3 separate regions of the Mus musculus genome follow, and regions 1 and 2 are each linked to region 3. The links are chromatin loops, found by intact Hi-C in ENCODE. Cell type or tissue: heart. All regions are shown on one strand.

Evidence for each region. Hi-C counts contacts between places; a loop is a spot of excess contacts. Peaks named below come from ENCODE experiments on the same cell type or tissue, not always from the same donor. Only the 100,000 strongest peaks of a DNase experiment are listed, where the experiment ranks them.
Region 1: it touches region 3 in a loop (2.6-fold over the local background); 5 of 42 quality-filtered maps call a loop at or near these places.
Region 2: a loop joins it to region 3, with 2.5 times the contacts of the local background. A loop is called at or near these places in 6 of 42 quality-filtered maps.

What each region holds. Positions count from the first base shown.
Region 1 is chr17:67,080,917-67,088,916 of GRCm38, reverse strand. All of the region lies in intron 3 of Ptprm (protein tyrosine phosphatase, receptor type, M), which reads left to right. Among named protein-coding and RNA genes, the nearest start is that of Mir5709, 59 kb to the right of the region's middle. In heart, CTCF peaks have their summits at 1,141 (motif pointing left) and 3,491; no DNase peak of the experiment used is centred here.
Region 2 is chr17:67,271,332-67,279,331 of GRCm38, reverse strand. The region is part of intron 1 of Ptprm (protein tyrosine phosphatase, receptor type, M); the gene reads left to right. It overlaps Gm52313 (a long non-coding RNA gene), which reads left to right. Exons shown (of 2, transcript XR_003952394.1): 1 at 1-4,409. Among named protein-coding and RNA genes, the nearest start is that of Gm52313, 15 kb to the left of the region's middle. In heart, no CTCF peak of the experiment used is centred here; DNase peaks (open chromatin) are centred at 4,391 and 6,191.
Region 3 is chr17:67,351,414-67,359,413 of GRCm38, reverse strand. Ptprm (protein tyrosine phosphatase, receptor type, M) reads left to right here and starts at 4,955. Exons shown (of 31, transcript NM_008984.2): 1 at 4,955-5,457. The coding sequence starts at 5,385. Gm36152 (a long non-coding RNA gene) reads right to left here and starts at 592. Exons shown (of 3, transcript XR_385718.2): 1 at 527-592; 2 at 68-168. In heart, CTCF peaks have their summits at 4,620, 4,821 (motif pointing left) and 5,817; DNase peaks (open chromatin) are centred at 4,843, 5,903, 6,153 and 7,783; H3K4me3 peaks cover 4,078 bases; H3K27ac peaks cover 2,225 bases.

The sequences.
Region 1 (8,000 bases), 270 kb after region 3:
TGGCAACCAATAAATCAAAGGCATTAATAACATTCCAAAGGACCAATAATTATTTCCATTGACATGTGGTTGTCCTTTGAGTGTCTTTGGGTAACAAAAACATATTTTTGGATGGTACACCATTAGAAGTGAATTCCGGGGCATTTTACTACCTTGTCTTTCTTTTTGTATTTAGTTAAACAGGGCAATTCTATAGCCCAAGCTGCCATAGCCTCTTGAACGCTGAATTACAGGTGTGTGCTACCTGATAAAGATAAAAAATTATTCCTGCCTCATTTCTGATGTAAAGATGGAATCAAGGTACTCGTGGGCACTAAGAAAGCACTCTGTTTTCGAGCTATAGCAGCCTGCTCCTATTTCTTAATGTCATAGATTCTTTATTTGTGGTTTTCTTTGGTTTCGTTATGTTGGAGAAAGTTTTACTGCTTGCGTTTTTACTTCTCTGTTTTATTTTCAAATTATGTGTGTTTGAGTATGCGTGCTCATGCATGTGTGTATTCTCGTTTGCATGTGTGAGTGGATGCATTTGTGCATGCATGTGGGTGGACATGTGTGCATGCATGTGTGTATGTGTGTGCGTGCACATGTGCACGTGTGTGCATGACATATACATGTGTGCATGCATGCAGGTGTGTGTGGAGGGGTGTGCATGTGTGTGCACATGCACGTTTATATGTAAGTGCTGGTGGCCATGGGGATAAGACATGTAGGATACCTTAGAGCTGGAGTTGTAGACAGTTGTGAGCTTCTTGATATGACCTAGGAACTAAATTTGGTCCCTCTGTAAGAACAGTGCCCATCTGAGCCATCTCTCCAGCCCTTATAGTTTTTTCTATTTAATGCATTTGACAAAACAATCAACTTCATAAAAAAAAATGAGTTAGACCTACCTTTGGTTTTACTTAAGTTATAACTATCAGTGATATGTAGACAGACATATCCCTTAACTGAGTGTCTAGGGAACAGACACATGGTTTGCATCCGAACATTTTCTGGGTGCTGGTGCGCAAACCCCTGTCTTTACTCATACAGAGAATGTGGTAGCAGAAGGGATGATTTTGCTCCTTACCTGAGCAGGGAGGGTCAGGGTGCTGCAGTGTTCAAGTTTCTGTCTTCCTTGGCAAGCGCCCCCTAGAGGAGGAACTGACATCAGCCACACAAAGGAAAGCACATCCAGTGGCCCCGCCCATCTGACAACAAGGGGCTATCCCCAAAGTCTGGGGAACGACTGACATATTAGTGAGGAGAATGAGAGGATGTTGAGTCTGTCTCACAGTGGTAAATACCAGAGCCATCAGCAAGAGTCTGAGGATTTAGAGTAACCAATCCTCAGCGCTATAGTCAGGTTCCAGAGTCACAGAATATTGAGCTAGTACATATGGCCATCTCCCTGAGGGATTGGTTCTAGGACACTGACTGCCTCCTTTCTGCATGTGCTCAAATCTGTGCAGGACCAAGTTCTCCCTTTAATTTAAAGTGGCATCATATTTGCATATAACCCAGGCACATCCTCTTGTGGTCCTGATCTTTAAATCCTGTCTGGATTACTTAAAGTCACCATCACAGTGCCAGGCTATTAAATAGATGTTTTACTATTAATTGGGGATTAAATGCAGCATAAGGCCATACCATCCCCAAATGCATCCAATCTCGTGTGGAATGAAGACGGCATCCAAAGTTGATGTGTGTGTCTCATACAGACCTAAAATTTTTGTGTGTCAAAGTATTCTCCAACCACAACTGAATTTGTGGATCTAGAAGCAAGTGATATGGGCGGCTTCCTGCACTGTGCCATTGCTTCTGGGGTGCCCAGGAGACTGGAGTCACAGTGTGTTTGGTCAGCTCATGGCCTTGCTTTATAAGAGCTTAGGTATTCTGTTAACATTCAACCTATGACAACACTACTCTTCTTGCCTGAGTAAACCTTACTTAGCAAATGTTCCCCCTATAGGGCTCATCATAGCCTCCTACCTTTTTACTTTTTAACTATACAAAGGCTTGCATATGAGAGCATTGCCTTGCTTGACTTCAGCTAGGCCTCTGTGTATTAAGCAATTCAGACCTTTGCAACTCTCTGCATTTCCACAAATGGCCATTAACGTGTTATAAAGCCCATTAATGTTGATCTGAGGGTTACATATAAAATTCTGGGGAGCTTGCAAATCTACAGATGAAGAATTGCTGACTGATAAAGATGGGTTATGTTTTGCATTAATCTAACCCCAAGAAAGAACGATGATATAAAGTTAAATATTGCAATAAAATTATTCTGCAATAAAGATGGCTTTCTGGTTTTGTCCTATTGTCACTGTAAAAGAGGAGCTAGGGGGTAAGGAAATGTTTTTAAAAAGAAATTTGATTGGAGACTGTAAATATGGCTGGGTAAAACTTGCTTGCCACAAATTCAGACCCCCAACATCCAAGTAAAGAGCCGAGTGAAACAGTGTGCTCTTGTAACCAGGAGATGCTCCAGCCAATCTAGCCAAGTTCCTGGGCTGCAGGTTCTGAAACATCATCTCAGAAAATGAAGTGGAGAATCCATTGAGGGATACAATTGGCATTGTCTTCCAGCCTCCAGATTTATGCACAACACCCACTGCTGGTTAGCTTTTATCTACTTGACACAAATAAGAGTCACTGGGAAGAGGGCATCTCTAAAGAGGATTCACTTCTATCAGATTATCCTGTGGGCTCTCTATTGAACCTCTCTAGAGAGAAATCATCTCTATCACATGATCGTCTATCAGCATTTTCTTGGTGGATGACTGATATGGAAAGACCCATATGCTAGCCCTGGGCAGATTGCCTGCATTGTATAAGAAAGAAAGCTGAACAAGCCATGGGCAGTGAGCCCATAAGCAACATTCTCTCATGGTCTGTGCTTTAGTTCCTGCCGCTAGATTTCTGCCTCAAGTTCCTGCCACTGGCTTCCTTCAATGATTGGTTGTGGTCGGAATGTGAAAACCAAATAAACCCTTCCCCAAGTTGCATTTGGTCATGGTGTTTTATCACAGCCACAAAGACCCAACTGGGATACACACTTACATGTAAAATGTGCCTTTTGTTAAGGACCAGATGTCCTAGTCACCTTTGTCAAGTAGGCACAGCCTAGAGATATCTCACAGGGAAGCCTCAATATTGTTGATCATGTTGGTCTGTGGCAATGCCTGTGTGGAATTATCTTGATTGTTAATTGATATAGCTGGGCCCAGCACACTAGCTGGTACCATCCCTGGGCAAGTAGTATTGGACTCTATAGCAAGCTAGCTAAGCATGAGCCTGGAAGAAGAGGCCAGAGAGCATTATTCTTCTATGCCTTCTTGCACTCGTTAGTTTTATGTCAACTTGACACAAGCTAAAGTCATCTTAGAAGAGGTAAACTCAAGTAAGAAAATGCCTCTATTAGATCAGGCTCTAGGCAGACCTGTAGAGCATTTCCTTGATTGGTGAGTAATGGAGGACTGTCCAGCCCATTGTGGGTACTTGGCGCCATCTCTGGGTTGGTGGTGCTGGGTCCTATAAGAAGGTAGGCTGGGCAAGCCAGTATGCAGCACTCTCCACGGCCCCACTACTTGCATTTGGTTGTGGTGTGTCATCATAAAAATAGTAACAGTCACTAAGCTATGTCTGCTTTGAGTGCTTGCCCTGACTTAATGATGGACGTGACCTGCAAGAGTAGGCTGACACAAACCCTTCACTCCCCAGAGTTGTGTTTCGTCAGAGTGCTTCATTCTAGCACCAGCACGAAACTACAAGCACAAGAAGACCTGCACTCCACATCCATCTGGTACCAGGGACTGCAGCAGGAACTGGGAGCTGAGGTGGGGTGCTAATGTTAAAGGATTAGATTTTCTCAGTCATTCTTTTTATAGAGAAAAGTTTGATTTCTGCGTTGGATTTCATCTGGACACTATGGGGGGAGGGGAGGACTGTAAAATAATTAGCATTTATTGTTTGGTTTTTGGCAGGCTGCAATTTCATGTCTTAAAAAGTTAGTTATGATATTCCAAGCCACGGTGGGCTTTTAAAGTAACAGCTATGCAGCAGAATTGAAAACCAGTGCAGCGAGGTTTCAACCGGCCATTACTGGAGTGGCAGGCATATTGTATTTAGCTGTGACAAAGCATTGCTTTTGACATGTGCTCTCTTGTTAACCAGAGTAATGCCAGTGTGTTGGAAAGCCAAGCAGGAAAGTCTCTGAAAACAGATAGTAAATATTTCAGGCTTTGCAGCCCAGATGGTCTCTGTGGCAACCAGTCAGCTCTGAGGTTGTCGTCTGGGATCAGCCAAAAATCAAAATGTAAATGCACGAGGGTGGCTGTGAGCCAATAAAACTTTATTCATGGTGTGGAAATTGGAATCTCATATCATTCTCCCCTATCACAGAATGCTGGTATTATTTTGATTTTCCTCCTGCCATTGAAAGCTACAAAAAAAAAAACTATTCTGAGCTTGATAACAAAGCACAGGCAAGTGGGTGGACAGATTTGGCCCCTGGCAGTTGTTAGCCAATTCTCTTTTTAACTCCTATGTTGTTAAAATTGTGTCATATGTCAGGGGTGGTGGAGCTCGACTGCAATCCCAACACTCTGAAAGCAGTCCGTGGTTACAAGCCTGATAACCAAGGTCTGTGGTTACAAGGTTACAAGCCCGGAAACCACGGATTGCAAAGGGATTCACTCTACCCACCAGGTCTTAAGAAACCTACTGCTCACATCCTCTCCTCATTCCAGTTCCCACATATCCCCCCGGAACAAGGGATGGACAGAGCCAAAGTTTCTGTGGCTATCTCCTGATTGGCCTTTACCTCCCAAATGATGTGCATACAAACAAACTAGTCAGAGCCATCTTAAGCTTTCTAAAAGTCCTCTTTGTCCGCAGCCCTCTTTCATGTCCCCACAGGTCAACCAAAATCTTTCACTGTGGCTTAATAAATCCCCCCACAAAGCTCTTGTCACTGACCATGTATCTAATCCTTCATAGTCTAGAACACGGCAGTGAAGAAAGCCCAAGTCACTGGCATCTCCTGTGTGACATGTACATGTCGTAAATCTGTTTGCGCCTGATAACTTCAGAAAGATGACAAGGATTCGTACTTGGAAGGGAAGTGGACCAGATTGCATTCCAATCCTGCTAAATACTGTGCAACTTCAGAAAAATGATCCACCTTTCTGAGTCAGGGTAGTGGTCTCCAGCTGTGAGTTCATTTCATAGTTCATCATGGTTGACTGTGGAAAACTAGATAGTAAACACAGAAGGTGCCCAGGCTATACAAGTATTTCAGCTAATCAATCAATCAATCAAAATTTAAACTAGGCGCTTTCTTTAAAAGTCTTGATTCAGTACCCCGAAGAAAGCCAAGCCTAACTTAATAAACAGGACATTTTTAAAATACATGTGATTGTATTTGCTAAAAGCCAACATATCCTGTCTGCAGAGCACAGCCTCCCCCTGGTGCATTTCCCTTCTTCAGAAGTATACCTGATTTCTCCAAGTTTTTTGTTTTCTCTGACCTCAGTCTTTCCTGGACCTAGACCCTGGCTTGCAGGCATCCCTGTGGCTGCCTGTGTCCTGCACATGTCTACGATGCTTCACCAAAGCAATTCTTGCTCTTGAATAAAAAAAAAAAAAAAAAAAAAAGAGGGGGGAGCTTATTTGATTTTTTTAAAAAGTCAGAGAGACAAAATCCAGGTTTAGATTTTGCAGCTTCCTTATGAAGGTCTCTGACTAGAAAGGATAATCTGGAAGGTTTGCCGAGAGGACAGGAGCAGACGAGAACGGACCGTTTGCTGGGACTCTAAAACCTGTGTCCATGAAGCCCACTGAAGGTGGGCCTCAGCCTTTGGCCCCTTTTTATTTTTTATTTTTATTTTTTATTTTTTTAGAAAATAAAAATTTTATTGTTAAAAAGAATTTTAACCTTTTTTATTTTTTTAGAAACTTTCTAATGGAGCTCTTCACTGTCAGGTGTTTATAATAGAGAATAAAGATAGCAGCAGTCCATAGGCGCTTGCTACACAGCTTTCTAATCAAGGTGTCTGCTTTGCATCCTGGTTCTTACTTGTATAAACTGGAGCGACTTGGTAGTTGTGGTTTGTACTGACCATTTTATTGTGGATGTAAGCTTGACAATATTACTGACAAAGACCGAACTTACAAAGCTCTTAACAAATTACTAATAGAGAGAGCTAGGAAATGCCTCTTTCAACAGGAAACTGCATACCTGCAAAGAGACATACCACTGTTCTTGGAGAGATTCAGGTTTGCTTCCCAGCACTCATGGGGCGGCTCATGAGCTGCCTGTGACTCAGCTCCTGTTCTCTTCTGGTCTCTGTGAGCACTGTACTCATGTATGGGCATGCTTGTGCTTGCACACATATGCACACAACCTCATAATTAAAATGCAAATTTAAAACAACCTTTAAAAGGTGCTTCAGTTATTGAAACGACATTGAACACATTCCTTTAAATTTGTATCAGGTAACCTCTCTCATATCTAAACCCACAAAATATTTCTTCTTGTTTCTTCTGGTTGACCTCAAGCACTTTGGTGCTGAGTCTCCGCCTCTGGTAAGTGTACTCTAAAAGTCTCTGGTTCACAGTGGAAGCTGCCTGCCGGGAGGGAGCTGGCCTTACTTGAATCTTTCAAATGGATTATTTCGTTATTTCATTGTGATCCGCGCTTGCTATGCCAAAGTCAAGGCTGAGCTCGCACTCCTGTGCTGAGGTGATTCTCCTGCCTGCCTCAGCTTCACAAATAACTTGGACTCTGGCTGTTTGGTCCTAGACTCTGCTCAAAATCTTTTATGACCAGAGTGGCAGTGCTCTTCAGTACATAGTAGTAAAAATGGCATCAGTAGCCAGCACTCACTCACTCCCTCACTCACTCACTCACTTTCTATCTATCCATCTATCTATCTATCTATCTATCTATTCATTTATTTTTAAGTTATTTTTTAAAAGAAAATATAAGAAATAAAACAAAAAGGGGTAAATTGGAATTGGACAAACCAAACAAGCAGAAGGAAAAGGCACAAGAACCAGAGACCCACTCATCCACACACTCAGGAATCCCATAAAAACACCAAACTAGAAGCCCATTGAATGGACATAAAGGGCCTTGTGTAGACAGGTACATGTCCTATGTGTGCTGCCTCAGTCTCTGTGAACTCACAGGAGCTTTGATCACGTGAATTTATGGGCCTTGTGGTCTTGGGTCTTTCATCCTCTTGGACTTACACTCTTTCTGCCCCCTCTTCTGCCGAATTTCCTTTGTCCTTCAGGGAGGGATTTGATGGCAACATTCCATTGAGGGCTGAGGGTTCCAAGCTCATTCACTGTCTTCCATTTTATCCGGTTGTGGGTCTCTGCTTTTTCTCCTATCTGCTGCAGTTGGAAGCATCTCTGTTGATGGCTGAGCAAGGCACTAATCTACAAGTATATCAGATATAATTAGGAGTGTTTTTATTGCTACTTAAGAAAAAAATTTAGAACAGTAATTAGAACAGTAGGTCCCCTGATAGTCTAGCCTCGGGTTCATGGTCACCCAGGCAGTGGTGGCTGTGGGTTCCATCTTATGGAGTGAGCCTTAAGTCAAATCAGATTCACTTGGTTGGTTGGTCTTATTTATTCTTTGGTATTGTAAAGTTTTTTATCATACAAGTCTTTTACTTGCTTAGTTAGAGGTACTCCCAAGATATTTTATATTATTTGAGGTTAGTGTGAAAGGTATTGTTTCCCTTATTTTTATTCTCATGCCATTTGCCCTTTATATACAGGCAGGCGACTTATTCTTTATTTCTTTATTTATTTATTTATTTTTATTTAATTTTATATGGGGTTACTTTGCTGAAGGTGTTCATCTGTATGGTTCATGATTAGATTATTATATTCAAGCAGGCTTTGTCTTCTGGTCTCATCTATTTGGTGTCCTGTAGGCTTCTTGTACCTTGATAGTCCTCTCCTCCAGGTTAGGGTGATTTTCTTCTATGGATTTGTTG
Region 2 (8,000 bases), 80 kb after region 3:
GCCATAGGAAACATAGCTAAGACACCGGAGTTTGTTCCTAAGATGTTTGGGTCTGGGACGGCACTTGTTCCATAGAGAATAGGTCTTCTTTGGCAAGCACCGGAATCTATGCTGCTTTAAAGAAGAGAAAAAGGCAATAGAGAAATTGAGTCCGTGGGGGAAACATTAAAAAAGACTTAGAAGAAACTTGGATCTCAGTCTCAAGGGGAGCAGGACTGGGGGCAGTGGGGAGGGTACAGAACTTCCACAATAACCTGAGGAAAGTCCATGCTATTCATGAGATTTAGAAAATGCCTGAGAGTTCACAGTAAATACTCTCATTTTGTCTTAACTTTGACTTTGAAACACCCTTCCCATGAACTGAGTACCTATTCTCTATTTTCCTCTCAAACTTCAATAAGAAACTCTTGCTTTCATGATCATCTTTCAATATTCAGCATAAGATCTCACCACAGACCTCATTTCGGTTAACCTATACATAAAACATCCATTAAGGGTACTAACAATTGTTAACTTCCTTATTCTAAAGCACTTAAATAGACCATAAATTTAGTTTTGTCATAATCCTTACATGTATGAATAGGTAGGTTTTGCAATCAGTTGGCAGAAATATTTTGTTGTTGTTTTATTGCAACCCCAAAATTTAATTAAACATTAAATGCTTAATTGGAATGAAAGCAAGCTTCTAATTTAATCATATAAAAACTAATTTAAAATAACCCTCCTTGTTTTCCAGGATGTGTTTGGTTCAAGATTAGGTGTGGTTTTGTGCCTCTGATTTAATCCTGTTTGCCTTGACTTCTGTAAGCATTTCAACAATTCTAGGAAAATCTTTAGTCCTGAGGAATGGAATTGATTCATGACCCACGTATTTTATCAAAGCAAGAACATGGTTTCTCTATTGTTTTGGTCATTTCTGTTAAGTGAGATTTTGTCCAGTGATACTGGATTTGCACAGTGTACCTGCACTGTGTCCAGCAGGTTGTGTCAATATGGAGTTTAGGTTGCTGTTTTTAAAGGTTTATTTTATTTTTGATAGTGTGTGTGTGTGTGTGAGAGAGAGAGAGAGAGAGAGAGAGAGAGAGAGAGAGAGACAGACAGAGACAAACAGACAGACAGATAGACAGAGAGAGTTTAGTACATGTGAGTGTAGGTGACTGTGGAGACCAGCAAAGGGCATTCAAGCCCCTAGATCAATGGTTCTGAACCTGTGGGCTGTGACCCCTTTGGCAAACCAGATCTCCAAAAGTATTTGCTTTGCAACCCATAACAGTAGCAAAATTACACTTATGAAGTAGCAACAGAAATAATATTATGGTTGGGGTCAACACAACATGAGAAACTGTCTTAAAGGGTGGAAGTGTTGGCAAGGGTGAGAACCACTGAGCTAGATGTAAAGTTATATAGGCTGTGAGCCGCCCACAGTGGATGCTGGGAACTAAATAGAGGTTCTTCCCCAACATCAGTAACTTCTGAGCCAACTCTCCCCTGCCACATTGCAAAATGGAGCATTAAGTTTCCATTCTTGGCTTGTGACAGAAGTCCCAGCGGCCAATTAACTGAGTAGGCTGTAAACCATTAACTAGTTAGGCTGTAACCAGTTGACTGGTTGGCTGATGATGCATCAGCTGGTCTTCTGTCTAAGGCTCTCTGATCACTTTGCAGGTGGGTGTTCTCAACTTCTTCTGGTTCCGGTTGTCTGATCCATGAATCATGTCTGTTTTGAGTGCTTTGCTCAGACATCCGTAACCGGTTTAGTAGGTTTAAGGAGTTTTCCTTTCCTTAACACCTTCTAATCATTAAAACACAAGAGCCATTCCGAGGAGGAGTGTAGAAATTGTAGTATCAGGATGCTGAGATGCAGCTTGGGTCTCAGAAACCATGGAAGGCACAAATACCAGCACAAACCATGTTGTCCCAGAGGTAATAAATGTGTGAGTGGTGTCCGCGCCACTGAGCAATGCCGCTCATTTTCCCTGTCAGGCCAGTCATAACTCAATGTCCACTGCAGTCCCAGCCCCAGCCCAGGAGGCTGCTCTCTTAATGCTTGCGGAAATTGCAAAAAACAGCCTACCTAGTGCGCAGCATTGCAGAGCAGACTGTTCCACTCCTGGACGCCTCCGTGGTGGGCAGCACCCCCATAGGAATTTGCCTGAACCTTAATATTAGAGCCCATTCCTTAGTGTCTGGAAAGGAAGCAACGGGTGTGTTGTCCTACAGAGCCTTGGTCTCTCCCAACACAGGGCCATTGATATTTTATTAGGTGGTATTATCATCATCATAATTATTACTACTGCTATTGTCATTAAAGACAGAGTCTCACTGTATAGGGCTGGCTGGCCTGGAACTCTCTGTTGTAGACCAGGCTAGCCTTGAACTCTTACAGGTCTCCTTGCATCTGTCTCCAGAGTACAAGAGTCAACCTCACCCCAGTTCTTCATTATTTAAGATTTTAAGAAACAGTCTCATTGCACTGCCTAAGCTTATCAGTGTTAATAGTCTTTATCAATTTATAATGATAATTTCAACTATACTAGACACAAAGGGCCAGAGTGTACAATCTTAAGACAGGGCAGTCTCCTTCAGGCAAGCTTTGTGGAGCGATCCTTTTGCTGGGATTATTTTTGGAGGGCCTGGAAATAGGGAATGGGGTGCACTACAAGATGTCAGGTCTCTTCAGTAGCCATGCTTAAGGTGACCACCCTGGCATGAGCAATTGACATGTTCCTGGGCCCTGCCTGTGTTAATAAGCAATGTTCCCACTGCTTTCCCTGCAGGGTTTACAGTCTAGTGAGGAGGGGCTTTAGCCCACCTTTCCCAGGCTCTGTGACACATATCATCTGAGATGTGTGAGGACGTGATGCCCTTCCGAAAGGAAAACAAATCAAAGCAGGAAAAGAAACCCAGTGTGCGAAAGCCAGTGATGGAAGGGGGTGTGGCTTTCCAGGGAGAAGGGAGAAGTGAGTGGAGCTGGGAGAGGCCAAGGAAGATGGGTAAGATGGTGCCTCACAAGGGGCCCACTCCTCCTGCCTGATGAAGCTCCATGCAGGAGGTCTATCTCGCCACCCTTCACCAGGGATGTTGATGGCCAGAGAGGTCTCTAGTCTTTTCTCTCTGTAGATCTCCTATGTAAGTTAGTGGAACATTTAAGCTTGAAGGCCTGTGATTGTATAGTTGTATGCGTGCTAAGGAGAAAGATGGAATTGGCCCCTTCTTGTTTAACTCCCACATATCATCATCATCATTATCGCCACCATCACCATCATCATTCCTCCTCCTCCTCTATCTCTTCATCTCCCTATTCCTCCTCTCCCTCTTTTTCCTCCTCATGAAAATGGCATCATGGTTTAGGTGGCACCTGTTAGAGTGGCCTTAGGCATCCTTTGCCAGACTAGGACACAGCCGAGTGAGTGAGTCATCTAGCTGGCCAGTCAGGCTAGTAGGTTGGTGTCCTCCTGTGTGTGAGCTTTGATAGCTATGGCTGATGCTACTGTCTTCCAGCGTCTCTAAGGATTCATTCACAGGCTGCCAAAGCCATGTCAGTAAACTCCAGCATGGATGAGAATATCACTGGGAAGCAACTTTACCAAGTCAATCAATTAGGACTAGTCATCTACTGTATCGAAATAAAGGGTGACACTCTGTTAATGATAATGTATTGGATTTGTTTACCAGTTACAACACACAGAGTGCACCCATGTCGGATATTAATAGGGGAAGCGGTATGTATGCAGATCCACATTCATTTACTTTGTCTATAAACGTAAACCTGCCTAGGAAGACATGCCAATTAGCTATAGAGAATGGGGAGAAAAATTACTGGTTCTTGGGGAACTAAATAAAGTGGGGGATATTGGTCTTTTTTGTCATACTTTCTTTTTTTTTATTTTATTTATTTAAAAACAAAACAACAAAAAGCCAAGAGAGTCCAGTAAAATGGTAGATTTGAGGCAACAGAGGCATTTGTGTAAGATATTTGTTCTTTTCCTTACCTCATCACACACGCTCCCATAAAGTAACCACATTAATTCTCATGAGGCTCTTCTTTCCCTCACCTTTCCAGACTTTTGGGTCCTTCCAACTAGTTAAGGCAGGATGTGTGTAAGAGGCAAGAGATGCCTCTGTCCTCCTTCAGAATCTTCCTTTGTCTTATGAGCCCTGCTCTTTTCTGAACACGGTGAATCTTTTTTAGCTAGGGCTGGACTCTTGACTGTGCAAACAGTGGAGAGAAGGCAGTGTGTCAACTGCTCCTTTAAGGATGCTTCCCAGGAGCGCTTAGCCAGGATCGAATGTTGGTAGAGTCGCAGTGTTTGAAGGCCAGCAGGCCCCGTGCCTGCCTATTTCTGGATCTGCCAACTGACTGCAGCCAGATGCCAGTGAAAAGCTCCCGGACTGACATCCATTGCTGGGTATGTGTGTGTTGTTGCCGTGGGCAGTCGAAGCTGGGCCCTGCCAGCCTCCCTGCCGACCGAGGACACTCATTCCCCCTGGGCAGCTTGTCCTTCCTGATGATATATTGGGGTAGACAAGCAGCACATGGGTACACAAACACTTCTCTCAGGCAGTTGGTGCCATTTAACAGTTTCCTCCTGCGGTTGACATTTTCATTTCCTTCCTTCACCTCGCTCATCACGGACTGTTTGCATCTTATTTTCTGTACACAGGGGTAATGCGGAGTGACAGAACACACGCTCGAGCTCCATTACTCATTTTCGGTGCTATCTCCTAGGCAAATTACACAGCGCGTTTCACGGGAGCAGGGCCACGAAAGGGGCACACGGTTTTAATTGTGCACTGGCCTTGAGTCAGGCTTCCTGTGAGATGGACTGAAATTTTCATGAAACGTTGCCGCTTCAAAAAAAGCTGTCTTGGAATGAAAAAGGTGTTTCATTTGTTGATCGTCCCACGCCAGCCCAGACTTGCTTTGTTTACCAGGGAGCTTCATTCCCAGGGAAAAAAATATACTCACGGCCCTAAGGAAAGAGTCCCTTGCTGTCACCGGTTCAAACCTAGCCCCCAGATGAATTTAGTTGTAATTGGTGAATAAAAGATCCTATATCTACATAAGCTGTCCGAGAGGATGCTTCCATACACGCTGAGAAGTGGTTGCCACGGGTTATGTCAACCAGGATTCTTTGCTGAATGTTGGAAGGATGTTGAGAAATGCAAACATGCAGAGCAGCTCTATTAACTATAGTCAGCCTGCTGTATAGTATTTTGACAAACAACTCCTTTTAAAATTTTTTAAATTTATTTTTATTTCGAGTGCATCAGTGTTTTGCCTGCATGTACGTCTGTGTGAGGGTGTCAGGTCTCTAGAACTGGAGGTATAGACAGTTGTAAGTTGCCATACGAGAGGTAGGAATTGAACCCAAGTCCTCTGGAAGAGCAGCCAGTACTCTTCACTGCTGATCCATCTCTCCAGCCTTGACACATTCATTGCTTTTCTGGGCTTCTCCATCAACTCAAGTGAGTAGCTACTTATAATGTTTCTCTCTGAGTATTTGTAGAGATGGTTCAGTATAGGGTTGGAGAGGTAGCTTAGTGGTTAGGAGTGCCTGCTGGTCTTGCGGAGGACCTCCAGTTTGCTTCCCAGCATCCACAATTGGTATCTCGAAGCTACTTGTAATACTAGAGCTAAATGCTAACATATTTGACACCTCTTCTGGTCTCTGTAGGTACCTGCATTCACGTGCAAATGTCAACACGTGGACACACATTACACATAATTATAAAAATTCCCCCATTTTATTAGCATAATCTATAGAAAGACTAAGAGTATATTTAAAACTTGAGATCCATATGTATCTATACACACATATATGTGTATATATAATACATATGTACACATGCCTATATTTGCTTAAAGACCAACTTTAGTGTGAGCAGCAGGAACACAGTATTCAGTAAGTGCTTCCATGAATTTCAGCATCAGACTTGGATTGAATCAGCCAGTCTCTGTCTGTCTGTGTGTCTGTCTGTCTGTCTGCCTGCCTGCCCAATCCATGTACCAGTCTCAGGAGGAGCTATATGACTTATGCAGAGATTCTATTTTGAAAGCATGTGCTTCCCTATCTGTAAAAGCTCTTGTTGCACACAAAGGCATGGCTTACTTGGAAATCTTGCCAGTGGGTTTGCTGTTCTTGGTCAGGGAATGTTACAGACAGTGCTGGCCAGGGAATGATGATTACAGCATGGGAGATGGCCTCTTACCAACTTCTGGATTGGTGAGTGAGGATGTGATCCCTGGAGGGTTAGAAGAAAGCCCTCCACAAGCCAGGCATTGAGTTGATGTCATAGAGTGTTGGAGGAGTAGCTTAGTATGTACAGTGCTTGTTGGGCATGCCTGAAGACCTGAGTTTGGATCAAAAGATTGAGCTTTGGCTAGGGGGCTGCTAGCATTTCAGGCAAAAGCACTGGAGTGTGAGCCAAATGGCTGGAATCTTATGCCCAGAACCCTAGTGGGAGAAGTGAAACTTGCCGCTTAGGAGAGAGCCCTGGAGGGTTAGAAGAAACCCACAAGTACCCAGTGGATGCAATCATGTAATAATAATTTTTGGAAAAGTCAGGGTGATGGAGCTCCTGTTACCCAGGACTGAGGGACTACGATGCATGGGTAGGCGTCATGGACTCTCAACTTCTATGAGGTCCAGCTGCCTTGGGTGTTTAACTTCTTCCCAACCCTCCCGCCACCTCTGTTTTCCATCCCAATCAGTCCAGTGACCATGGCCTCTTTGGCCCACTGAGGTTCACTCATGGAATGGAAGTTCAAAGAAAAAGTTGTTTTAAAAAGTGTTAGAATAGTGCCCTGGAAAACATACTACTGGTACCCTGTCCTCACCTGAGCTACAGGGGTACTTCTAGGGATCACTCTGAGTGGTAGCTTAGGGCTGGCCATTAGCTAGGGTCTCAGACCAGATATCGAGAAGACTGGTTTCCCTTGTAGACGGGTCTTCGTGTGGCTTTCTCTGAGGCATGCACCAGGTGGTGGCTGGGTCTTCCTCTCTGGAGATCTAGGTAGAAGTTGAATTGTGTATAGGACTTAATTGCAGAAGTTGGGACTCACTTCCCACAAACTCTGTTAAAGAAATGGTTAAGGCTCACCCACCCTCAAGGGGAGAAGCTATTGGTGCCTTGATGCATGGTAGAGCTCTGTTCTAAGAAAAGGTGAGTTGCCACATACGGTACACGAGATGGAAATGACTGCCGTGAATAAAAGTGGAGGAAGGTATGAGAAGGTTGGTGTGTGTGGAGGGTGGAGGTGGGGTGGCTGTTGGGATAGTCAATCCAAGAACCAAGAATGGCTTGCCCAGGCAGTAACAATGAAGGTGATTGGCAGATAGGCTCTGGCTGTGCTTTAAAAGGTAGAACTAGTAAGATGTGGCAGATTATGAGTTGTGAGGGGACAAGTCAAGGAGATTTGGTTTTCTTGATTTGAGAAACTTCATTGATGCTGCTAATAATAGCCAAGCTGTAGAATCTGTGAGTAGAACATGTTTGAGTTGTGGGAAATAGGAAAATTACTAAGTTTTGGTTTGGGAATTTTAATGTCACAGACTATAGGTCTTTTAATGGGGGTGTTAAATTTACAATTAGACCTACAGGAGGGATTTCATAGAAGCAGCCCAGGCTAGAGATAAAATTTGGTTGTGGTCTCTATGTAATCAATACAAAACTGAACATATTTTCAGGAGTACCGCCCCTGTTCATATGACTTATTGGACATTGAGAGAGGGAGTCCTTGAACATTTAGAATAAAGAAGTGTTATTGTCCCCACATTTAATGCAGCCTGTATATTTGGATAGGCATGACTGGGTCCATCAACCAGTTTCTCCTTTATGTAGAGTGTGTGTGTGTATGCATGTTTATGTGTGTGTATGAGTGTATATGTGTGTGCATGTGTTATGTGTGTGTATACATGAGTTTATGTGTAAGTATGTGTGTATGTGTCTGTGTGTATGTATATACATGTGTTTATGTGTGAGTATGTGTCTGTACG
Region 3 (8,000 bases):
CTTGGAAACGGTGGCTTTGGGACTCCACCTGGATGGGCCTTGTCTTTTGTCAATGGCAGGCTCTGACCTTGGCAGGATGTGACCACCCACGGAGAAGAGGTCCTCATGTTCAGGTGCCAGCAGGCCTTCCATGGAGAATGCTGAGGTGAGCTGGTTTCCTCTTGCCCCCTGAAAAGCCAACGACACCTTTCTTACTCCATTTCGTCCTCTTTGGTTCCACTCAGACTCATTCACGGTGGGCTGAATATGGGTTGTTCATATTCGTAACCTCTGCCTGAGGTTGCTCACTTTGAAGAGTTTAATCTCTATTAGGAGAGTGAAAGAGGGTAGAAACGTACTGTCCTGTTTGTAGAAGGGGACGTTGCCACATAACTAGGTTAAGAGACGGACCACAGGGTCATCCCTGTGGTTGAATGCTGCTGACCTGGTTTTCAGTGGTGGAGATGACCCCAGGGTGTTGCTAGGGTGTTGCCCACAGACCTACATCCCTTATAGGAAGGAATGGTGGGAGAAGACATCTGCATACCTCTCCTTCTCTGCCTCTTGCCAGCAAGCAGGTCATCACTAGGTACGACCCGTGACCTTGTTCCTCAGAAACAAGAGCTGCTATGGACTTGCTTTGCAACCGCCTGATCTGTGGGGGTTGTGGCTGCAGAAAATGGAGCAAGACCGCATTCCTAAGGAGCCTGTGGCTGTGGAATGCGGTACACATTGGGTGAGGCAATCCGCTTGCTCTCCTCACACCTGAAGATAGAACTTGGGAGTAAAGCCTGGAGGTACAGCATCTGCCAAGCATAGGGGAGTCTTTGATCCCCAGCAATGCATCTAAGAATCAAACAGCCCACAGCTGAGTCAAGTGGAAGACGTTGCATATGCTAAGTGTGTATGAGTCCAAGAGCTTGCATGTCACATGGTCAATTCCCTTCTCTGCCACTCCTGGGCTCACACAGTCCCAGAGGCGAAGAAGAGATGGGATCTAGGAGCTAGGGTTTAAGATACACTGTTGCCTAAAGCTCCCCCCCCCCCCCCGGCCCCGTGACCATTATAATAATGAACCATGTTTGCTCACTGTCTCAGAGTCCACACCAGGTTTTCTGGTAGAATGCCACTGTGCAAGCCAGGCATGTTGCTGTTGTTGTTGTTGTTTAAACCTGATACAGTGAGTTTCTTTAGAGGGTGGTTCTGATGCTGTGATTGGGGGTCTATGTGAAGATCCTTACCTGCAATTGGCGTTTGGTCTATCAAGAGAGATGCCAGTGGCCAATGGCTGAGCACCAGGGTGGAACATTAAGAGTTGAGCAGGTAGTTGAGAGAGAATGGGGGACTTGGAGAGGAGAAGGGGACACGGTAGTGGGTGAGATAAAGCCAACAAGCCATGGAAGTTTTGGGGGACATAGCCTCCTGACTGGGCATGGGGTAGCAGGGGAAGTATTAGGAGCGCCCAGTCATTGAGGCAGCCAAGGCATTTTAAAAATAACTTGTGTGTGTGTGTGTGTGTGTGTGTGTGTGTGTGTGTGTGTGTGTGTTTTCTATTCAAGGATGCGAGATAGCTTCTGGGTGGGTGTGCACATGGGACCGGCCAAGAACACAAAGTACTGTAGACCAAACGACAAGGTACAAGTTTCAAATTCAGAGCTACCTCCTCCCACCTTCCTTGACATACTTCGTTCAAGGGAACATATTGTTATGTAACCTATACAGTATGCATTTTCAATCTCCATCTATATTTTCAGGATCCAAACAAGTGTGTAAAAATGGGAACTTACTATTTCAGGAAGGCTGAACGAAGAAAAGAAAAACCCATAAAAACAATGGGAATTTATTTTCCTTTGGATCACATGGAAGTGACTGGAAAAACAGAGCCATCCCTCTGGGGTAATTGGCATGTCTTAGAAACCGTCTGCCTGTGGTTAACCTCCAGTCAGTGTACCTAACACTCAGAGTATGGGGGGGGGGGGGAATACCCAGGCTATGGTCAGATTAGTTTCCATTGACATTTTGACTTTTACAGATGTGAAGCAAAATTAGCATCGGAATCATTGTGGTCCACAGTAGTGTCCCTGCACATCTCAGCAGCGGCCCTACCCACTAATCTACCAAGAGAAGTGGTCTCCTTTCCTGCCTGGGCCTTGGAGGGCCCGAGTGTCACAATGCTATATATGCATGTGCAGAGCATACTCAAAGCCCTGAGTTCAAGCCCTATTAATGTGTGCATGAGTGTGTGTGTGTGTGTGTGTGTGTGTATATATATATATATATATATAGATAGATAGATAGAGAGAGAGAGAGAGAGAGAGGAGGGGGAGAGGAAGAGGAAGAGGAGGAAAAGAAAAGGAAAAGAAAAAGAAAGAAAAAGAAAGAAAAAGAAGAAGAAGAAGAAGAAGAAGAAGAAGAAGAAGAAGAAGAAGAAGAAGAAGAAGAAAAAGAAAAAGAAAAAGAAAAAGAAAAAGAAAAAGAAAAAGAAAAAGAAAAAGAAAAAGAAAAAGAAAAAGAAAAAGAAAAAGAAAAAGAAAAAGAAGCTTCCTATTGCTGGTTGGTTCTTTTTCAAGCTGTATTAAGAAGACACCTTTGCCAGCCTGATCAACCTCTGGTAACCCAGACACTGACTGGGCTTTTGATTTTATTCTCCCAGAACCCACTCGTCTTAGAAACTGGCCTGACAGCACTCCTCACTCTGGCCAACCATTCTGCAAATGTCACCTTTGTCCCCAGAGAGGCAGGAGTGACCGGAGAGTGGTTAGACTGAACAGAGAATTCTCTACAGATGAAAACACAAGTCAAAGACAAGTTCCCTGGGAAGGCTCCTGCAGGGACAACCCCATGGGAAGGCCCTGCTTTCTTTTTATTTAGACCAAAGGTGGCTTTGAGGCAGTAAATAAACAGGGCTCCCAGGAATCAGAGGGTGCCACAACCAAACCCCCGTCATTCTTTAAAGCATGGACTGGAAATAGTGCAGTTAGCTCAGAACTGTCACCTGTAAGAACAGAGGGACAGCTGAAACTCACAGAGCCCCCAGGAGGTTTTAAGTCCTGAGGGAAGAAATGCTTTCTGTGGAGAACTAGGGTAGACTGTGGTGACAGCAGTTAGATACCTAAATCCAGGGGGGCTGAGTTGACATCCTGTTCTCAAGTACACCAGACACTGTCCTCATTCTGTCCCTAGTCTCTTTTCTCTCCTTCTTGGGAATCACCTCAAGTCAAAGTCACCCTAGCCCAGGGTCTGTTTCTCAAGGAGCCACCAGCCCAAAACAGCCTTCAGCAGTTAGCACAATGCCTCCTCTGTGGTTTGCAGTAATTGTATTGTTGGGGAGGGGGAGGGCAGCAATTGGAATGTAAAAAAAAATATTAATTATTAATTAAAGAAAGAATTGACACATAATTAAGAATTGACGCATGTGAGGAATGGAGTTTTACATGATATCAATCTCTTCATCCAACATAAAGATGTTACGGGAAAGCAATGAGAGCGCAGTTGGTTTTTACCTTTTTTACGGATGCACCCACAAGCATCAAAATGGGGTGGGGGGTGTGTCTGTCACCGTTCGCTTTTAAAAAGCAAATCTCAATTATCTTATAAGGTATAATTTCATCAAGAAAATCAAGTGGCGGATTAAACCTCTGTCACTTGTTGATCCTTTTGAATTAAGTATGAGACTTCAAAAATTCCCTTCCAAGTTCAGGAGAAGCCCAGCAGGCTCGTTTTCAGATAAAGGCTAGTGGCGGCATAGGATAGTGGCAAGTGAATGGTTAACACTGAGATTTATGAATGGAAGGCCTCATGAGGACTCCTGCCTGAAAACAAGCTGGTCTTGTGTTTGGTCTGGAAGACATAAAAGTACTGGGTCACATATGTCCTGGGAGATGATCGCAAACGTCATCTTTGGCCGGTTCTGGGGCCACCAGAGAGCCTTAAACCAGAGGAGTGGGAGAGTCACTTATTTCTTTGGTCTTTAAAGCACCACTAAGCAGCCAAAGACAGTGTAAAGGTCCCCCAGGGAAAGCAATGTAAGAGCTCTTGTTGAGCACTAACCTACTTGCATGTATCACAACACAAATTGGGATCTTAGTTTAACCAGCATGGCCCGCAGTTAGCTTGGTAAATAACCTACAGGTGCCCTAATGGCTGTACTCTGAGCAAGATGAAGAACGGCTTTTAAAAATAAAATAAAATAAAATAAAATAAAATAAAATGAAATAAAATCTTGAATTTGAGTTTTAATTTAATCATTAATAGCGTTTGTGTTCACTTAATAAAATAGTCGTCTCAGACCCCAAACGGCAAATTAAAATGTTTCAAGACACTCTCCATTTGCACCAGCTGCAGAAATCCTCGGTTCTGCCCAATCCATGGTTCCATGCAACTGCTGTCTTCCTAGCTCCGGGCCGCACTGGCGGCGACACCACGCAGTGGAGCGGCAGAAGCGCATCCTGCTTCTCAGGCGCGGGGCTCGGGCACAGAGGCTTGTGTGTCCCTTGAAAGCAGCAGATCAAGCGGCCCTGGGCGCTGGCGGCTCTGGCTTCTTCCTGGTCGGCGCTCGCAAGCCAGCCGCCACCGCCACCGCCCGGGACACTACCGCCCCGTGCCTGGCGCGCTCCAACTACTCGCCGTCCGTGACCCGGGACAAACTTCTGGCTGGGGCGCGGTCCCTGTCCCCGAGGCCAGCGTGGGAAACCCGAGGCGCTGCGGAGGCGAGCTAGGGTCGAGGGTGGCGCCCCGGGAGGTTGCTCCTGCCCGCCGGGTCCCGCCCGCATCTTGCTGGTGGCCGCCCCACAGAGCCCGCAGGCGCCGCGCAGGCCGAGCTGGCCCGGGGCCGGGGACACGGGCGCTCGCGCCCTCTAGCGGGCCGCGGCGGCTCCGGCCCGGCCGTGACGTGGGCTCCTTCCAGCCGGCCTGCGGGGCATCGCCAGTCAGTCGCGGAGCAGGAGCCCCGCGCGCAGCCTGCGCGGGCTCGGCCATCGGCGCGCCACTGCCGGAGGTGGCTGGGGCTGTGGGAGAGGCGGCGGGCTACAAGCGCGCGATCACAGCCACGGCCACGGCCACGGCGCCGCGGGCGGCTCGGTCCCGATTAGGGGTAGCGCTTAGGCGGGCTCATCACCGGATCCCAGCGAGGATTTGGGCTCCGCGGGCGCGCCCTCCGCTCTCTCTCCCCGTGGCGCCAGACTCTAAGCGGGGGCCAGCGGGAGGGCAGGAGGATCCAGGACGCCGTCCCCACGCCCGGGAGCCGCGGGACTTCGGACTTGTGCAACTGTTGTCACTTTGGGGTCTGGTGTTTCGCTGCTGTCGCGTCTACCCTGGCAGCCTGCAGCTTAGGCTCGGGTCTCCCTTGGCTTCCCGAGGCTACCGGCCGCCGCCGCCCCGAGGCGGCCCGGCGCGTACTCAGCACCATGAGGACACTTGGGACTTGCCTGGTGACTTTAGCTGGACTTTTGCTAACTGCGGCCGGAGAAACATTTTCAGGTAAGCGAGACACCACTACCGTTCCCGGGGCGCCTGGGACGTAGGCGACACCCGGGTGGGAGAAGTCCGAGGCGAGCTTCAGGGCCGGGCAGGGGCAGGGAAGACCCGGCATCGCGTAGCGGGTGAGCCGGGCTGGCGGATGGCCGGAGGAAAACAGCTGTGGAGCCACGGAGCCCGTACAGTACACGCAGGAGCCCGCAGGACAAGCACGGGCGCAGAAACAGGGACCTCCATCTCGGCCCCTGTACCCTCAGGGCCTGGACTTGTGCATGGGGGCTCAGTGTTCTTGGGCGGCCTGGGCAGGAAGGGCAGAAAACTTTGCCTAAAGTTCCCAGCTGTAGCCGCCGGGAGTAGGCGCTGAGCGGGCCTCTCGACCCTGGAGGCAGCCGCGGTGGACTGCCAGTGCTCAGCTGAGCTTGCGGCGAGCGTCAAACCTAGAGGTGTAGCTGGCGACCACCCCAAACTTGACATCCCTGCCGCCCCCTGCCCGGCGCGGTGGGCGACCTCAGCGGGTCCCCTCTGTGGCGCGGCTTCGCTGTGCCAGCGTTCCCTTTCTGCACCGCGGGAGGTTTCTGAGATCCTAGAGGAATCTGCTGCTCCCCAAGCCCTCGCCACTGTGGCTGAGCGCCCAGATTCCATCCTCGGCCTCCCTAAAGGTGTGCAGCCCGGGTCCGGACAACTTGCTAACCCAGCTCAGCTGCGCGGGGGTCCTAGCTGAAAGGAGGGGGCACGTACTGGCTGTGTGCATCAAGCCAACCGGAGGCTGTGCTCACCCAGGCTTCGCGAGCCTTGAGGAGCTCTTGGTGTAGACAGAGGGATCTGGACCAGAGTCAGGGGTCAGGAGCAAAACCGAAGGTGGGTGGCACAGAGTAGCAGGGCTTCTGGTATCTTCTGTCCCAGGAGGACGCACGTGGATGCTTGGCAAACGCTGACAACACGCGCACACTGCCTCGTGTTTATTAGTTTCACGAATGTCCACACACAATGGTGGCAGTGGAGTGTTACCTTTCTCTTTTAATAAAAAGGGCCGCATTTAACCTTGAACAAGAATTGCAAAATGGGGTTTTATGTGTTTTCGGGAAGGCTGAATAAATTTGTTTTAAAAAAGAATATTGGTGAAAGGAACTTTCATGAAAGTAAGGAGTACCATTTACAGACATTAAAGCCACATAGACCTCTGGCCAGTGGAAGCATCAGGTTTGCCTTTCTGGGCATCCTGGGATGCTAGTCCTTTGTATTCATAGGCACGGAATAGGCACATAGGTTACATCAGGCTTGGTGCTGAGCAGCAAGACCCTTGCGCATAGTTGGTGGTAGAGAGGGAGAGGAGCTGCTACTCAGCTGTGCAATGTGTTGAACGAAACCCAAACTGACAACTTCGGTAGAGAAACGCGCTTCCTCTAGCTTACTTACTTTCTCCCTAACAGTGTGGCCATCTCACTGCAGATGAGGTGTTGATGCAGGCACTCACAGCTGTCTGATAAAAAGTGGATACAGATTTTGGCTGTATTCTTATTAGTAAATAATAAAGTAAACGTGTGTCACTTTGGAAGCCCCGTAACTCGGTATTAAAAGCCAAGTTTGAAGGCCTAGGTGATGTTTTCTCTCTGTTAGCATGCCTAAGTCTCTTAGATGGGGTTTGTTTAAATTTAAGCTGTGTCAAGTGTCATTGTGGCAGAGTCTTAAATCGTGTCTAAGGAGGTGGGCAAAAGTATTTGTATGGTTCAGTGGTATTCTTCTTAAAGATCCTTAAAGGATCCTTTTAACTAGCAAAACAAACTTTAGCTAACATTTACCCTTATTTTCCTCTTGCTGCGGGGGGTGGGGGGGTGGGGTGGGGGAAAGTCATTTCTATTTGTGTTTTGGTATGGATGGAAACACCTTTCCTTTTCTATTTGGAAATCTAGAATTATCCTTGTATGTTAGCGGGGAGAAGGGAAATGAAAGGCTGTGTAAAAACGATTGTTGGGAGATGTTGAAAATGTAAAACTTTGAAGTTGCCAAGGTTCCTGTTTGCAAAACTCAGACTTGTTGCTGGACCTCCCATGGCCCCCTCCCTCAGGCTGGCTTTTGGAAAACAGAGGCTGGGCACTTTCTGCTCTGGGAGGTTGAGGGTTGTACGGTTCATTATGTGCACGTTGAGAAGATTAATTCTGATGCTGTGGCACCAGCATCTCCCTTTCATACAATTCTGCAGTATCTGGCTGTTGTACACTGGTTCAGGAATACAGTGAAACATCCTACTGTAAGCCCTTCCAGGGCTGAGCCCTCCCCTGCCCCATCTTCCCATATAACACTTAATTTAGAATCTTGGACCTAACGCCCGGCACTTACTGTTTATTTTATAAGTTACTAGCGTGAGTCACTCACTGCCTTTGGCAAGCTTTGAAACTGTGTAACTGACTGGCCTGACAGGGAGGGAGGGAAGGAGGGAGGGAGGGAAAGAAGGAGGAATCCCTGACAGACAGTCTTTGCTTATAGCTCAGTGGCAAAGGCCTTGACTTGGGTGCTCAAAGCGCAGGGTTCCATACCCAGCCCCCTTC